2 separate regions of the Homo sapiens genome follow, and region 2 is linked to region 1. The links are chromatin contacts, found by Hi-C in ENCODE. All regions are on one chromosome and are shown on one strand. The core of a region is the stretch at or near the end of the contact, and the rest is flanking DNA. Distances in the headings are between cores, read along the strand shown.

The links. Hi-C counts contacts between places; a loop is a spot of excess contacts on that map. Pooled maps may share reads with other maps.
Region 2: a loop to region 1 is called in a map of naive thymus-derived CD4-positive, alpha-beta T cell, with 10 times the contacts of the local background. The contact joins the promoter of SMAD4 here to the promoter of SNHG22 in region 1. A Hi-C loop is called at or near these places in 1 of 168 maps with a recorded cell type or tissue (naive thymus-derived CD4-positive, alpha-beta T cell), 1 of 37 single-sample maps with no recorded cell type and 12 of 50 pooled maps.

Annotation. Positions count from the first base shown.
Region 1 is chr18:49,812,051-49,816,409 of GRCh38, forward strand. It overlaps SNHG22 (small nucleolar RNA host gene 22), which reads left to right and starts at 1,973. Exons shown (of 4, transcript NR_117096.1): 1 at 1,973-2,012. ACAA2 (acetyl-CoA acyltransferase 2) reads right to left here and starts at 1,483. Exons shown (of 10, transcript NM_006111.3): 1 at 1,419-1,483. The coding sequence starts at 1,434. It also overlaps SCARNA17. RefSeq lists silencers at 1,276-1,395, 1,289-1,583, 1,826-1,995.
Region 2 is chr18:51,027,651-51,032,009 of GRCh38, forward strand. It overlaps SMAD4 (SMAD family member 4), which reads left to right and starts at 2,563. Exons shown (of 12, transcript NM_005359.6): 1 at 2,563-2,973. It overlaps LOC107985152 (a long non-coding RNA gene), which reads right to left and starts at 2,444. Exons shown (of 4, transcript XR_007066370.1): 1 at 2,268-2,444. RefSeq lists enhancers at 413-512, 2,148-2,317, 2,174-2,792 and a silencer at 2,598-3,177.

The DNA of each region.
Region 1 (4,359 bases), core at 723-3,222:
ACCTTTTAAATGAAGTGTAAATGCCTCGTCTAAAAAAAATTCACCACGCTGCTTTATGAAGTAAATGTAGTAAATTCAGTCAGGAAGGGCACTGGCAAATGAAATCCACGTTGCAGGAAACTGTAAACACTGCATTTGGTCCCAGAATACGGATTTTTCCCTTGATTTGTTCCCATGCCACTTTGGTTCTTCTCACTTTCAGATCCCCCTAACCAATGCTTAGCTGGCATCTCCACTTGGCTGCTTCACAGGCACCAAAAAGTTTTCTGCCTAAAACTGAATTCTCAATCCTTCTTTCCACATCTATTCCTTTCCCAATTTTCCTCACTCTGTAAAGTGGCATCATCATGAACACGGTTCATCAAACCAGACACTTTTCATCATTCTCGACATTTCCTTCTTATATTTACTCCACCACATCCAATCCACTTTCTATCAAATCCACCTCCAAATCTATCTCAACTCATCCCTCCCCTTTTCTCCCCAATTACACTGCCCCACACGAGTCAAAGCCATCATTTGCTGCTCCCTGGACCTCTACAATAGATCCTTAAATGGTCTCTTCGCCATTACACAGACCGCCCCAAATTCGGACAGAGTGGAAATCAGATCCTGTCATTACCCCGCTTTAAATCCCTGTATTGCCTTCCACTGAATTTGGAACAAAACCCCACCTTCTTACAGAGCCCACAGGGCCCTGGAGCACCAAAATGCTTGGTTCTTAGATCCTGCCAAGCTTTTTCCTGTCTCAGGGCCTCGATATGTATTCCACCTCAATGTTCTTCGACTCGTACATCCTTAAAGTAAGATTCCATTGACTGTGCCCACTTGTTTTGAAAAGGGAGTTTATTACACAGTTGTTTTAAACAAGTTCATAACCCTAGAACTTAGGTATAGAGTGACCGCTCTAATCTAAAGCAACAGAAGGGAAATGGGAGCAGGGCAGGTCTTCCAGCAGAACACCAGCTACCATTTCTGCAGGCCTCTCCATCGATTCACCCGGGGAGCCCTGACCACCGAGGCCGAGCGGCGGGCTCCTGTGCGCAGCTGCCCCGCAGCAGGCGCCCGCGGCCTATGGCGCCGCCCCATTTTTTCTAATACTTGGACTCGAACTAGTGGGGTCACTGTTAGGCGAAGAAAGGAATGACCTCCAAGGTCACATGCAAGCAAACTTTGGTCTCAACTAAACAGGAAATTGCACCGAAATCGCTGTCGCTAGCGCCTTACAAGTAAGGGTTTTCTCCTTAACCCAAACAAGCCTTTCGGGCTGGGTTTTTATCACGTCCGCTCCAAAACCGAGGAGGTTGAGTGAACTTCACCCCACGACCCCGACTCTCCGCGGCGGCCGGAAGCGGAGGCCTGGCCTGGGGAGGGCAGGACCCCGAGGGGCGAGGAGAGGAGGAGGGGGCTGCGCTCACCTCGGAGCAGAGCCATGGCGGCTGCTGGGTCGTCGGCGGCGCGGGTCTGTGGTGTGGGGGACGCTGAGCGGCCGCTCGCAATCACCCAGATTTCAAGAGCGTGGGTGGCGCCCCGAGAGCCACGCCCCTGCCCTTTCACCTACTTCCTGGGGCTCCTTGGCGGGGTCCCAGCGTAAGATGGTCCTACCCCACGCGTAGCGCTGCCCGCCTCACCCCAGCCCGAGGGAGCCCAGGGGACGGGGCTCGGATAGACCACAACGCGCCTTGAGAGCGGACTCTTTCCTCACATCCTCATTTTTAGATTTTCTCCGTTTCCAAACCGAGAGAATTTGGTTTGACACCTCTCACCCATCATATCCTAGCCCCGACAGGCGATGACTCTTCCCCTTTGTCTCCGCCAACACCCTAAACACTGGGCAGGAGCCAAGGGCTGAGGAACTTGGCGCGCGGGCGGCCGCGGCCGCCAGCTGGGGGCGGGACCGAACGTCCTGTGGGCGGGGCGCGGCGGCGGCGGCGGGATTGGCTGGGGCGGGCGGGTGCGCAGTCCGCTGGGCAGAGGCTTGGGCCGCCGAGCTGGACCCGGACCGGTTTTGGGTACTGTACTGGGGGCAGGGCAGAGAGGTGGGCGGCAGTTGGGGTGCGGTGATTGTAGTAGGCTAGGGCGCTTTCGGGTCCCCATTGCAGCCCCCGGATGAGCCCGCAGTATTTTCCTTATATGATCAGGTCCCATTGCGGGCGGCGCCGCTTGCCCGGAGCCTGAGAGGATTATGAAAACGTGGCGAGCGAAATGGGGCCAGGGGACCTGGAGCAGGGGCGTGAGGAGAGTAGGCAGCGGGTGAGGCTGGACGGGAGGGAGGTCTAGGGAGGCCTCTGCCGCGGGCACTGTGAGTCCTGGCCGATGATGACGAGACCACTGCGCAATCTGAGTTCTGGGAACCAGGTGATGGAGTATGTTCTGAGAACAGACTGAGGCCGGGCAAGCAGGAGGCGGCCGCGGCAGGGGAGAGGCGGAGAGCCCCTCGATACCAGGGCTCGGAGGGCCGGGCTGCCTAGCGAGGGCTTCTTTTGAGTGCGTAGGGGTGGTGGGTGGCATGGACGGTTTCTCTGAGTCGTCAGCGAATGCCCCCCCTAGAATCCTGCTTTTCAAACACTTTGGTGACACTCTTGCAATGTTGGGGTGTTTTTAAATCCAAATTTGTATTATGAAAACTTACAAACTTACAGAAAAGTGGGAAGACTTGTACAGTGGACACATATCGACCCAATTGTTAACATTTTGCTATATTGCTATCCACCTGTTCTTCCATCAAACCATCTTATCTTTTTAATGCAGACCTTAGTACTCTACACCCATGAACACATCAGCACACATTATTCATTTACAGTTCTTTTTAAGGCAAAATATCCACGCAATCAAATGTACAAATCTTAGACAAGCTTCACAAATGCTCATGTATAGGCCGGGCGCCGTGGCTCACGCCTGTAATCCCAGCACTTTGGGAGGCCGAGGTGGGCGGATCACGAGGTCAGGAGATCGAGACCATCCTGGCTAACACGGTGAAACCTCATCTCTACTAAAAATACAAAAAAATTAGCTGGGCGTGGTGGCGGGCGCCTGTAGTCCCAGCTGCTGGGGAGGCTGAGGCAGGAGAATGGTGTGAACCTGGGAGGCGGAGCTTGCAGTGAGCCGAGATCGTGCCACTGCACTCCAGCCTGGGTGACAGAGCAAGACTCCGTCTCAAAAAAAAAAAAAAAAAAAATGCTCATGTATAGAGTGTTCATTTTTGTACACAGTTTTCTATTCAGTTTGCCTCTACATATTTAAGAAAGGTTAAGTATCACAACTTCCCACTGCAGATCACCATCAGTAGGTCTTTATAGATGTACTGTGTTTTCTCTAATTGGAAATGTCACTAATGAGTGGATTCTAACACCATTCAGTGAAAGGTTTACATATATTAAAACACGTAAATATATGAGAGAATATTGACATAGTCTCCAAGTCTCATGAAGAGGAAAGGGTACCTTTACAATGGATAAATCTTGCGGGTATTACTTCACCAAATTATGAAGTAATGGTGTCCCATCACCAATAAAGGGACAGACTGACGTCATGCGCTCCCCTTGCTACAGCGACAACACAATCTCACTTGCGTAGAATTTCTGCTGAAAACATCTGGCCTGAATCTAATTATAAGGAAACAATGAGACAAATCCACATGGAGGTACATTCCACAGAACAACTGACCTGAACTCTTTAAAAACATCAGTGTGGTGAAAAACAAAAAATGGCTAAAATAGGAATAGTATCACATTAAAGGAGACTAGATATGTGACACATATTGTATGAGATCCTTAATTAAAACCTGGGTTAAAAAAATACTCTAAAAGACAGTATTGGGACAACTGGAGAAACATATAAATTATAGATGACATGGTAATATTGACATTAAGTTTCCTGATCATGATAATTATATTGTAGTTATGTAGAAGATTGTCCTTTGTTCTAAGGAAATACATACTGAAATATATGGGGGTGAAGAATCATGAGCTTGCAGATGACTGGAAAAAATGCATTTATATATATACAGTTATGTGTTGCTTAACCACGAGAATCCATCCTGAACGATGTGCTATTAGGCGATTTCGTCATTGTGTGAACATCATAGATTTCACTTACACAAACCTCAATGGTAGAGCCTACTACACACCTAGGCTATATGGTACAGCCTATTGCTCCTAGGCTACAAACCTGTATAGCATTTTACTCTACTGAACACTGTAGGCAGTTGTAGCAAGTAGTAAGCATTTGTGCATCTAAACATAGGAAAGATAGTGCATGACTATACACTGGCAGAGAAAGATAAAGCAAATATGGCCAAATATTACCAACTGGGGAATCCAAATGAAGAATATACAGTTGTTCATTATTCTTTTTCTT
Region 2 (4,359 bases), core at 1,313-3,812, 1.2 Mb after region 1:
TCCTCACCACTTTCTATACCAGTCTCCCATTCACGTCCCTAGTAATGCCTATGCCAAAAAAAAAGAAAAAAAAGAAAAAGCTGACGGTGAAACCTACAGGTTTAAGGGCTTAAATCTCAACCTTTGTGTTAGGAGTAACAGGAGTGTGCTGAGAGGGCAAGCAATAAAACAAGTCATACCAAAAGGCCACATTGGTCTCTCCTAAGCCCCAATCCCACTCCACTCCTGTGGCCAGTAGTCCAAACAGAAAATAACTGGAGAAGACGAGGAGGTCAAGGATCAGGAAACTAAACGTTATGTGAATTCACCAGCAAGATGTACAGAACGCTTGCGTTTACATTGTTTTTATGGAACTAGCAGAATAAAACTGATCTATTTTAAAAATGAAAAAAAAAAAAAAACAAAAGAAAGAAAACACAGTTGCCACTACTTGAGAGGTGGAAGGAGGAGCAGTGTCCCAGGGCAAAGTTGGGTTTCCTTAAGTAAAAAGGTGAAGGGAACCTGAAGGGAAATTCTGAGAAGAGGTTGAGCTTACAGGGAATATCATTTGCATAAATAAATACATGGTGTGGTAGACTCTAAAGAGGCCCCATATGATTCCCACCTCCTGGTGTTCAAGCTTTTGTGTGTTTCCTTCCCCTTCAATGTAGGTGGCGCCTGTGATTTGCTTCTGGCCAGCAATGTATGGCAAAGGTGACAGAGTATGAGTGATACTGTGTATGTGATGATGTTACATAAGATTGAAACCAGTGTCTTGCTGAGACTCTTCCCGTTGCTGGCTTCGAAGAGGCAAGCTGCCATATTGTTAGCTTCCCTATGGAGAGCACCACATGGCAAGGAACAGAGGGGGTCTCCAGCCAACAGCCTGCAAAGGACTAAGGCCCTCAGTCCTGTAGCCTGCAAGGAACTGAATGGTGCCAACAACCACATGAACTTGGAAGCAGATCCTTTGTTCCAGCCTCACTTTGTAGAGGACCCAGCTAAGCCATGCCTGGAATCCTGACTCAGAGAATCTGTAAGATCATAAATGTTTGTTGTTTTAGGCTTCTATATTTGTGGTGAGATTGTTATACAGCAATAGGTAACTAATACAGACGGAATAGAAGAAGTTTAGTTATAACAATGTCTCAATTTCTTAAAAACTTCTTCTGAGGTATATTACCTAAGATTCACATATTGATCTGTTACCAAATCATGTTTTGTAATCTATCAGCTGACAGATCTTCCTTCAGTTTTGTTGACAGAAAAGATTTGAAAACTATCTGACTTGAAAAATAATTTAATATCCATTCACTAAGGTCATTTACTTTCTCAGCATAGATACCGATTTTTGAATTGTCCCTTTTGGATTGCTGGGGAGGTTCTGCATTGATCCCATGCACCTTAGTAGTGGGTGAGAATTTTGACTTTCTTCTGTAAGGTGGGAGGACAGTTTTGAAAGGGGATGCTGTGTCCTCAGCTCCTTTCTCAAGCTGGGCAAGTTTAGAAAATAGAATATATAGCAATGGAAGATGTGGAAATGAATTCCCTTAAAACTGGTCTCCATAAACCCCAGGGGTAAGAGAACACCAGTTTGGAGCTTTAGGGGCTTTCTGGTCAAAGAGGGAATGGCCCAGGCGGTGATGTGGAGGATAGAATGAAGCACTGAGTATGAGTGGCGAAGGCGTACGGTGGGTGTAGAGATTTTCTGGGCGACGTGACCTAAGAAATGACTTTAGAACTGGCTAATCATTGGTTTTGGAGGGACTAAAAGTAGTTCCTGGTTGGTGAAAATAAATCATTAATGCGTTTTAAATGAAAAAGAAATGCATGCGTCTTGTAAAAAATGTGAAATAAAAGAGGCATAAAGTCAAAAGCAGAGCCTATGCCTTCCCCCACCAAACAAACAGGTAACCTAGTTAACAGGTGTGTCGTAGGATTCGAAGTTCGCCTCCAGCTCCGAGAGTGCGCCTACATCTCTTCCAACAAAATCCACTCACACTTGCAACGCCTGGCAAGGCTCTTCAATATGTGATTCCTTGACTGTCCTGTGCGTCTCTCGAGTGTAAACACCTCTGGGGCTCGTGATTCGGGGCTGCCAGAAAGAGAAGGAAGGTGCCGCCAGCGTCTGTTTCTTCCCGAAGTGAACTCCTACAACCTAGCCACCTTCTCCCCAGAGCTGTCGACTGGCTGTTGAAGGCCAATTTTTGTGCCTACGCAGGTCCTCAACACAGAACAAAACAAAAAAACAACAAAGGCCGGGCTAATAGCTATTTATAAACACTTACTGGACGCCCACTCTACGCCGAGCTCTCCCGCGCTCCTTGGATACTTTTTTGCAACGAGATGCCAATTTCCCCGGCGACCACTCCCTCAAACAGGCCTTCGCCTCCGCCCGCGCTGAGGCCCAGGCCCAGGTCCAGATTCAGAGCCGCCCGCCGGCTGGCGCTGCCCTGTAGGCGCCTGCGCAGAGCGACCCTCCCCGTCACTCGGAGCGGGAGGCGGGGGCAGCCGGGAGAAAGGAAAGCTGCGGGGGAAAAGGGCCAAACCCTGAAATTACCCGGATGTGGTCCCCGCGCGCGCATGCTCAGTGGCTTCTCGACAAGTTGGCAGCAACAACACGGCCCTGGTCGTCGTCGCCGCTGCGGTAACGGAGCGGTTTGGGTGGCGGAGCCTGCGTTCGCGCCTTCCCGCTCTCCTCGGGAGGCCCTTCCTGCTCTCCCCTAGGCTCCGCGGCCGCCCAGGGGGTGGGAGCGGGTGAGGGGAGCCAGGCGCCCAGCGAGAGAGGCCCCCCGCCGCAGGGCGGCCCGGGAGCTCGAGGCGGTCCGGCCCGCGCGGGCAGCGGCGCGGCGCTGAGGAGGGGCGGCCTGGCCGGGACGCCTCGGGGCGGGGGCCGAGGAGCTCTCCGGGCCGCCGGGGAAAGCTACGGGCCCGGTGCGTCCGCGGACCAGCAGCGCGGGAGAGCGGACTCCCCTCGCCACCGCCCGAGCCCAGGTAACCGCGCCATGTCCCCTCCCCTTCCCCCGGCCGGGCCCGCGCACCCCGCCTGTGGCTTCCCCGCCCCGGGGCGGGCTCCCGACGACGGCGGCGGCGGCGGCGGCGGCTGGGAGCGCGCGGAATCCTCTGGGAGGGCGACCGCGGCGGCCTGACGAGCCGGGCCGGGCGGGCCGGCTGAATGCCGGGCGGCGGTGCCTCGCGTCCCTCGGGCCCCCAGCTCCGCTTGCAGCTCGTGGGAGAATCAAGTTAAACTCGGACGGGACTCCTGCCGCGGCCGCCGCTCCTCTTTGTTGTTCTCAGTAGTTTCACGGTCGCCCCGGCTGAGCGCGTTGGGTCGGCTGGAATGTGTTGCCTTAGGGTCTAAGTGAAAGTTGTAAATTGTTTGTCTAAATTTATTTTCTCCAGCCAATTTCTGTTTTGTCTTTGTCCCCTACTTTCTCTTCCTAGTCTTGTCATGCCAGTTTACGCTTCTGGCTTTGATATGTTTACTTTTTGAGTACTGAGAGTGACAGCGGTATGCAGGACACATTCTTAGCACCTAACTGAACCCCTCCTTGCCCCCAATAAAACATGCTTCCTAATAAAAGACACAGCTGATCTTACTGTTAGCACTGCATGTACTGACAGTGAAATTGGTGTAGGGTGGAGGGCGGTGGCTCCATCACTTGTCCCAAACTGCTGTTAGGATTTCTCAAACTAGATTTTCAAAGACACAAGTGTGTTTAGTTAACCTGAAAGGTTTATTTGCTGGTGCAGAGGCTTTAAAAAGCCCTGTTGAAGATTGATAGCTGTTTCCCTTCAAAAACCTAAGTACGTTTGTTTTTATTTAAAAAAACACATTTATTTCCCAATTAGTTTCTTAATGCATTTAGTTTTTGCACCGTAGTTTAAGGTGGAATTGCCAGTTATTTAGGAATAATAAACACAACAGGATAATAGCGGAATTACCCTGAATTGACTTTCTGCAAACATATAATCTTAGCTAATTTTTGTTAGTAACCTTTGACTTTTGCCAGAATTAGCATCCTTCTAGTCTTAGTAGCAGCTTGGTTACTCGGGTGTTTTAAGAAGTAGGTTCACTCCTTTTTGCTGGCAAAAACCATTTAGTATCAAAAAAAAAAAAATGCGTAATTTCGTAATTAGATTTAGAACAAGGCATTTGAATAATTTTTATGGTGGATTTCATAAATTACTTTTGCCATACCCTGCAGAGACTAGATAATATATATTTCAGTTGAAATCTAGGAAGTTCTAAAATGTAACTTTTTTTTAATGCTAAGGACTTACTCTCTCTATATTGGAAAGTTCTGATATGATTAGTACATAATATTCCAAACTGTAAAATGATTAACATTTAAAAATACGGTTTTTAAAATTAGTGTT